Linked DNA regions of Homo sapiens: region 2 is linked to region 1. The links are chromatin contacts, found by Hi-C in ENCODE. All regions are on one chromosome and are shown on one strand. The core of a region is the stretch at or near the end of the contact, and the rest is flanking DNA. Distances in the headings are between cores, read along the strand shown. Region 1 holds the start of PYROXD1 (pyridine nucleotide-disulphide oxidoreductase domain 1). Region 2 holds the start of ETFRF1 (electron transfer flavoprotein regulatory factor 1).

Region 1 (3,861 bases), core at 455-2,954:
AGGTCCTCAAAACTTCTTTATACTACTGAAATCACCTTCGAATTGGCTCTCCAGTTTCACGTATAAACCAGCTGCCTCTGCCACAAATACATTGTAACTAATCATCTTTCAAGCCTTTTCATATGATCAAGTTACTCCACTGCTCAAAAACATTTGACTACTTGTAAATTCTTGTTAAGTTCTCAGCATGCTAAGACTCCTTATGATCTATGCTTTAAGCTTTACTGCTCCCTGATGATCCATGCTTTTCCACTGGAGATGACATTCTTTTCTTGAATACTTGGTAAACTTTCACTCATTCTTTCATAATGAGATTTTAAAAATACCTTCTTTGATTAAAAAAATTTCCTCTTCCCTAATTCACTCCCTACATACTCCACAGGCACCTCTAAGATAACCGTTGATATCTCTTGCATAGACATACAATATTGTAATATTGTCTCTTCCAGCAGGCTGTGAGTCCCCAGCATGGTATATACCATGCTGTTCATAGTTGAACACTCAGCCCTTAATACGGTGCCTGCATCATATATGTTTACTTAGTGAATAAACGGAAAATACGCATCCAACGATGGAAACACTTGAGTTTCTTCCACTATTTCTTATGACTTCAGTGATTGCTCATGTTTACTTTATATCAACAAAATAATGTAGAACTTTTTGGAATACACACATGTATCTGAATATATATGGTCTGGCTATTCAGTATAATCAAGAAAGCAAGCCCTACATGCATTTAATCCTTCGCTGATTATTTTACAAAACTTTACTAGAAATAAAGTTTCTTCTATCTTGGGAGTTCGAAGTATAGAAAACTTACATATGGGATTCTTTATTAATTAGTTAAGATGCACTAAAGACTTGGCAACTATCTGGAAACTAAACTCAATCACCTACGATAATTAACAAAGGGGGCTGAGGGCCGGGTGCTGTGGCTCAGGCCTGTAATGCCAGCACTTCGGTAGGCGGAAGCGGGCAGACTGCTTGAGCCCAGGAGTTCGAGACCAGCCTGGCCAACATGGTGAAAGCCCGTCTCTACTAAAAATACAAACATTAGCGGGGCGTGGTGGCTGGCGCCTGTAATCCCAGCTACAGGCTGACGCAACAGAAGAATCGCTTGAACCCGGGAGGCAAAGCTTGCATTAAGCCAAGATCGCACCACTGCCCTCCAGTCTGGGCGACAGAGTGAGACTCCGTCTCAAAGAAAAAGAAAAAAAAATAAAAAGAAAGGGGGCTGAATTTTTTGTCTAAATACAAAGTCCTCATGTCTGCTCTGACATTACAAGGATCTGAGCACGGATCAGCCAGCTTTGGTTTCTCGGCTATAATTTGCCTCCCACTCCTCCCTGCGCCTAAGAGAAAGCTAGTGAGGTCATCTGAGGACCACCAAGCAGTTTCTAAAATCTGGGAGCAATAAGTGCGGAAAAGGGCGCAGCAAAAAAGGAACCCGGAAGAAGAAAAAGGGAGGGGGTGGGAGGAAGGCCTCCAGTGCTATCCCCTTTGGGGTCGGGGAAAGAGGCGGAACCGCCTGAGCACCGCCCTACCTGCTCCGCACAAGTGACGCCCGCGATGCCGCCGCCGACCACCACGAACTTCCCTGCCGTCGGGGGAGGGCGCGCTGCCTCCATGCTGCCGGACTCCCAGTGGTTTACTGAATATCGCGGCGGAGCAACGGGACTCTGGACTCCAGGAGAGGAAGCAGCCGCGAGGCGGTCACTTCCGGTGCCTTACCAGATAATCCGACCTACGGGTGCTCGGGAGCTCACACTACTCATCTCGAGTACCTGCTGCCGGCTGCGTTTCGGAAGCAACGAATTGTCTCGTGGTGTTCAGAGCTTTGCGTTACTATTACTACACCTGAATGTAGTTATTCCATGAAAATTTGACAAAGAGAAAACCAAAAAATTAAAAATAAAAAAGTAAAGAAGATGGGTTGCCCAAAGAAGTTTGATAAATTACATATCTAAAGATAGACCAGTGTTCTCACGGGACAAAACATTCATATAATAAATGAATTGGTGTGAAGTTCTCATTATTTGTTTCTGCGAGAAATTAGAGGCACAGATTTTATGCTCTTATGAGTAGAAGGAGCCTTCGGGAACATCCTGACCCCACTCCTGTCATTTTTGTAGATGAAGAAACTTGAGTCTTCTGAAAACCACTTGATTGCCACCGTTCACCTAACAATCCAAGATTTTTGTTTGTGGAAGCACAAAAATTCTTCATGACAAGGCAAAACAATACTACTGAATTGTTCTCTAAAAAATCATCCTTTTCATTTACAACTTTGACCTCAGCTAAAGTTTCCAGGAAGAATGTACAGTTGCTTTCCATTTTGTCAAAACAAATGAACATTTCTTAAATTTCCAGTCAATAGCAGCATGTGTGAGGGTTGAATGAAATATTCCCAGTCTCGGTTTTACTGTGAATTTTTTTCGTGGTCAATTGTTTTTAAGAAATTGCTAAATCATTTTTAACTGTTTTTACTATATTATTCACTATTCATATTATTTTACTATTTACTATTACCTTTGCTGTCTCATATAACTTTCCCTAGGAGTTGTTTTGTAATGGTAAGGTATTATCTCTCAAATGGTTCACTCTAAAACTGGTAATTACCCGAGTCCCTTTAATTCTTTAAACACTGAGAATAACCATTATATATTAACAGGAAAGCCTACCACGTATCTAATTACAGGCATTTACTGATACCTGTAAAAATCATTGTTCTTTGATTTACCAAGTTAAATGGTAAGCGGTTTAATAAACGTGTCTAATTCCTGTTACTAGTATAGCAACCAAACAAAGCATTCATTTCTAGGAGGAGGAAATACATTCCTTAAGCCCATTTAGATCTCATCTTGCTTCAGCTTATTTTCACATTATCTCACTCACACTGTGTTCCATTCAGGCCACACTACACTTCCAGATCCCAGGATATGCCATTTTCTTTCTGAGCATTTGCACATATCTTTTTCCCAACTACTTTTCCCTGGCTAACTCATCAACCTTTGGTTTCATCAAGCCATTGCTTCCCCTTTAAGATACTTTATCTAACATCCTCAAGACAGCTAGGTGTCCTCTCCGTGTGTTCTTATAGCACTTTGTCATCCTCTAAATTTAGACTTATCCCACTTTATTGTAAATTCTTACTGCCTGACCCCACCACCACCATAAACTGCTTACATAATCTCAGGGATTATTTTTGTCTCCCTTTGTATCTCCAATGTTTAGTAGGGAGTATGTATTCAACAAAAATGTGCTCAACGAAATAGGAAGTTGGTGGAGCATGAAACTCCCCTGAAGTCCTTCTAAAGATTTTTAGATTCATTGTCCAGGGTCAGGATCCTCTTGTATATTGTGACAGGGGTTTCCTCTTTATGGAAGTCGGAAGGAAGAATGGAGTGGAATTTAAGCTCCCAGGGGAAACGGAAGGAGATCATCGTCTGTGGGAGGGGAAGCAAAGTAGTAGGAGGCTCCTCAAATGTAAAGGGGTAATGACTCCACACTCTCCTTTTTTCTTCCCCTTGTGAAGGCTGGCTTTTTTGTCAAAGGTGATGTAGGGATAAGACCTAGCTGCCTGCCACACTGGCATGAATATCCAACTTTTAGAAATGTCTAAGGGTTAAAGAACTTTCAGTGCATCTCACCTTAATGTTGATTAAATTAGATACATATACTGGATGTAAAGTGGGTTAAAAGTAAGATGTAGGTAACTTGAAACATGTTATCCACAGGGAGGGCAGCAATAGGTACAGGTTAGGAGAAAGGGCAACTGCAAAGAAAACTGGGCACCTAGAAATAAGGGAGGCCCAATGCCAGGAAGCAGCAGAGAAGCAGAAAAGACAGAACTTCAGCTCC
Region 2 (3,861 bases), core at 941-3,440, 3.8 Mb before region 1:
TAAAATTAAATATACATAGATGTAATTTCGAATTGCAAACTATAACCTGTTTAATGCCTAACAGCACAGCTTCATTTAATTCACAATTTGTAACTTGTGAAAGCTTTCAGGGACCTGGCTTAAGTTGTCCTTTTTAGTTGTTGGTCTTTTTACAAATTATGTATCATAAAACACTTGCCCAGCAAAAATGTAACTAGTGTGGCTATGGCAAATTTGTTCTTCTTTGATATGTTAACTTATATGAATTAATGCAGTTTATCTTTTTTTTTTTTTGAGACGGAGTCTTGCTCTGTTGACCCGGCTGGAGTGTAGTGGTGCGATCTTGGCTCACTGCAACCTCCCTCTCCCGGGTTCAAGCGATTCCCGTCTCAGCCTCCAGAGCAGCTGGGATTACAGGTGCTGATCACCACGCCCGGCTAATTTTTTGTATTATTTTAGTAGAGACGGGGTTTCACTGTGTTATCCAGGATGGTCTCCATCTCCAGACCTCGTGATCCACCCACTTTGGCCTCTCAAAATGCTGGGATTACAGGCGTGAGCCACCACACCAGGCAATGCAGTTTATCTTTATGCAGTTGACCTTGAAGCATTTAGGTTTACTTTAGCCACTAAGAGAAATAGGTCTCCTTGGGTTCACAATGTAGTGAATAAACAATTTTGAGTTCAGCAGGGCCCTGAGGCTGCTCCTGAACTCTGCATGAAGTCATGGAGGTTACTGTTTTAAGTAAAGAGCCAAGAGTTAAGGACTAAGAGAAGCCCCCTATTATTCTGAAAACTTGGATGTGTGCGCTGGATGAGACAGCGGTTGCAGTCCCCATTGATAGTTTTTTCCCCCTGTCATTCTAGGCTAAGGAGTTAGGACTTAACCAGTTCCAGTTCCAGGCTAATGGAAAATTGTCATTTTACTGGGGGTTATGTGGTGGCCAAAGTTGTTAATCATTGTTCCCCATGGGGTAGATACAGTGAGAGCTTCAGTAAAGCCTTTCCTCTAAAAGCCCACTATTTTAAGGTAACTTGGGATTACTGAACTATCTCCTTACCCCGATGAATCCTAACTTGAGTTGACTGAGGTGTTTTATCATTAAACATTAGTTTTACTGAAACTAATTTAAAAGGAAGCCTTAACTTTCATATCAAACAGCTATGGTAAACTGAGTAAGAACTCTGTACGAAGTCGCTATTAAAATGTTTTTATCTTGCTACCAGGATATGGATGTAAAATGCTAATAACTATTACACAACCTATAATAGTTACAGGTTACAATAGGGATAATAACACTTTAACCCACAAAGACTAGCTTAGTCCTACTACTTATCTATGAATAATGCATGTAGTCAATAACACTGGAAGGGATAGAGCATTATAAACTTATAATTCAGAGATGAGAAATGGTGCCAGTAATTTAAAAGTATTTCAGGTCTCATAATGCTAAAACAGGGTGTAGGTATGCCCTACAATTACAGAGAACTCAGTCGGGCTTGAGGAGAACAGCCTCACTTAATTGTAGTTTTCCTGTCGGTGTAAGGTGCCGGCGTTTCTTCATGTGGGAGGAGACTGAAATTCTAAAGGTTGTGTGGTTAGTAAAATTAGTCTGTGACCTCGGGAAACTAATGAGTCTTTGGGGCCTCAGCGATCTTCATGTTAAGGAATATTTTAGCCAGGAATTGCTTCATTTTCAATTCTTGTTTAGGGCGCTCTTAGGAAAAAGGACGCGTACGCTGCACAGAAAGTAAACAATAGAGCAGAAAGAAGAATCCGAAGGTCATTAATCTTAAAATAACCAACCCTCTGGAGCCAACTTATTTCTCTCTTTAAATTGCGGAATGAGCCCCATCCCCCTGCTGGATTAAACCGCAGAGGCCCAGGCCTCCCACCGGGTGTCCGCTGCATGAACCAGTCGCATGCCTGTTTCCTTCTCGAAACCCTCACAGAAAGACCCAACACACTCTAGGAAATAAACCGTCAACGTCAGGAGACGCTCAGAACCCTCTTCCCACACCCGGTGGTCCTCGCCCAGAGCATATTTCGCCTCCAGACCCCAGGATCCGGGAAATGGAACAAAACTCCCCGGCGGCGGCACTCACGCACTTTCCGGCACGCCGGAGCCGCAAAAGCCTCGACCGCTACGACTCCTCTGTCCGTCTACTGCGAAGCGGGGTGGCGTTGGGGGAGGTGGGCAACCTGTCAGTAAAGGGGGCGGGGCGCCGGCCGGAAGAGCCTCCGCGCGGCTGCGCTCTTTTCCTGGAGCTCAAGTGGGCGGGGCCTGTCGTCCGGGCAACCCGGGAGCGTTTGTCCACACAATTTCTGCTCCGACTCTGCGGACTACTGCAGTGGAGCTTGACTCTTAATGGTGAGCAAGGCAAATGAGGCAGACAGGTGGAGGGGCGACCACTGATTCTGCTTCACCAGTGTTAAATAATGTAATCAAGAGCCAGTCATATTTTACAGCGAAGCGGGTCGGTTTGGGAAATAACTCATACCTTGGGGTGGGTCGGCCCTCTTCTCAGCAATGGCTTTCCTTACCTGGACCAGGCGGACAGGTAGGAGTCCCAAACCAGTTTCTGCAAACGGGAGATGGTCAAAGCTGTCACACGGTATCCTGATCTCGAATGTTGCTAAGCTTGAAAATTGGTCCCAACCTAGTAACTTTCAGTAGTGATAGACGTTCCCACTAAATTTTCTTATTGCAACTTGGCGGAAATGTTTTAGTACTTCTCCAGCAGTTAATTAAAAGCTAATGCAATTTACTCTGCTTTGAAAAAATATTTTATGTCGTCTTTTGTGGGAATATGAATTGTTTTGTGATTCAAGGTTCTCATCCTGCATTAGTTAAATATGATAAGGCTTCTCATTTTGTTTTTCTGCACTCCTCAACTGCCATGTTTTCAGCAAGGAGACAGGCCAACATGTAGCTATGAGAGTATCTCTGATTTTCTTAAATGTGGTTTCCATCAAGACATTTTCTATAATTAAAACCAGAGGAAGTGGAGAATGTAATTACTTATTTAATTCATTAATTAAGGGAAAAATGTGGAGTGCATTCTTTGTACTTGGCACTGGGCTAGAAGCCAAGAATACCAAGAAGAACATGACGACAACTCTGCTTATAGGATACAGATTAAACAAATTAATTACAATACAGCTTTACAACTGTAACAATTGAAGCATCTAAAATGGGGTAACACACAGTTGGAAATGATGAAATTTCAGTGAGGGGAAACAAGGGAAGGAGAGTGGTGCTTTTCAACCTGTTTTAAAGTATAAATACGAGTTTTCCACATATGGTGGGAAGAAATAGGGAGTGGAGGCCTGGCGCGGTGGCTCACCCCTGTAATCCCAGCACTTTGGGAGGCCGAGGCGGGCAGATCACGATGTCAGGAGTTCGAGACCAGCCTGGTCAACATGGTGAAACCCAGTCTCTACTAAAAATACAAAAATTAGCCGGGCGTGTTGGCGCGCACCTGTAATTCCAGCTACTCAGGGGGCTGAAGCAAGAGAATCGCTTGAACCTGGGAGGCGGAGGTTGCAGTGAGCCGAGATTGTGCCACTGCACTCCAGCCTGGGTGACAGAGCGAGACTCCGTCTCAAAAAAAAAAGAGAAAAAAAGAAATAGGGAGTGGAGAGCATTCCTGGCGGAATGCAAATGGACCTTAAGTCAATTTATAATTGCTAATAAATTGGGGGAACAGTAAGCACTTACTTGTTACCTTCCAATTTGTTACCTGAGTTTCTTCTTCTTCTTAGATCCTTCTCCCAATGTTTCTCAAAGTGTGGCCCATGGAACATTTATTTCTAATGCACCCGGAGTACTTGTTAAAAATGCAGATTCCAGGAACCCACTCAACTCCAAATCTACTGTA

The links. A loop is a pair of places that touch in the nucleus more often than their neighbours do. Pooled maps may share reads with other maps.
Region 2: a loop to region 1 is called in a pooled map, with 5 times the contacts of the local background. The contact joins the promoter of ETFRF1 here to the promoter of PYROXD1 in region 1. A Hi-C loop is called at or near these places in 7 of 50 pooled maps.

The regions. Positions count from the first base shown.
Region 1 is chr12:21,435,498-21,439,358 of GRCh38, reverse strand. PYROXD1 (pyridine nucleotide-disulphide oxidoreductase domain 1) reads right to left here and starts at 1,704. Exons shown (of 12, transcript NM_024854.5): 1 at 1,545-1,704. The coding sequence starts at 1,628. RefSeq lists enhancers at 1,556-1,745, 1,796-1,875.
Region 2 is chr12:25,193,566-25,197,426 of GRCh38, reverse strand. It overlaps ETFRF1 (electron transfer flavoprotein regulatory factor 1), which reads right to left and starts at 2,190. Exons shown (of 3, transcript NM_001001660.3): 1 at 2,090-2,190. DNAI7 (dynein axonemal intermediate chain 7) reads left to right here and starts at 2,267. Exons shown (of 16, transcript NM_018272.5): 1 at 2,267-2,351. The coding sequence starts at 2,349. RefSeq lists an enhancer at 1,830-1,949.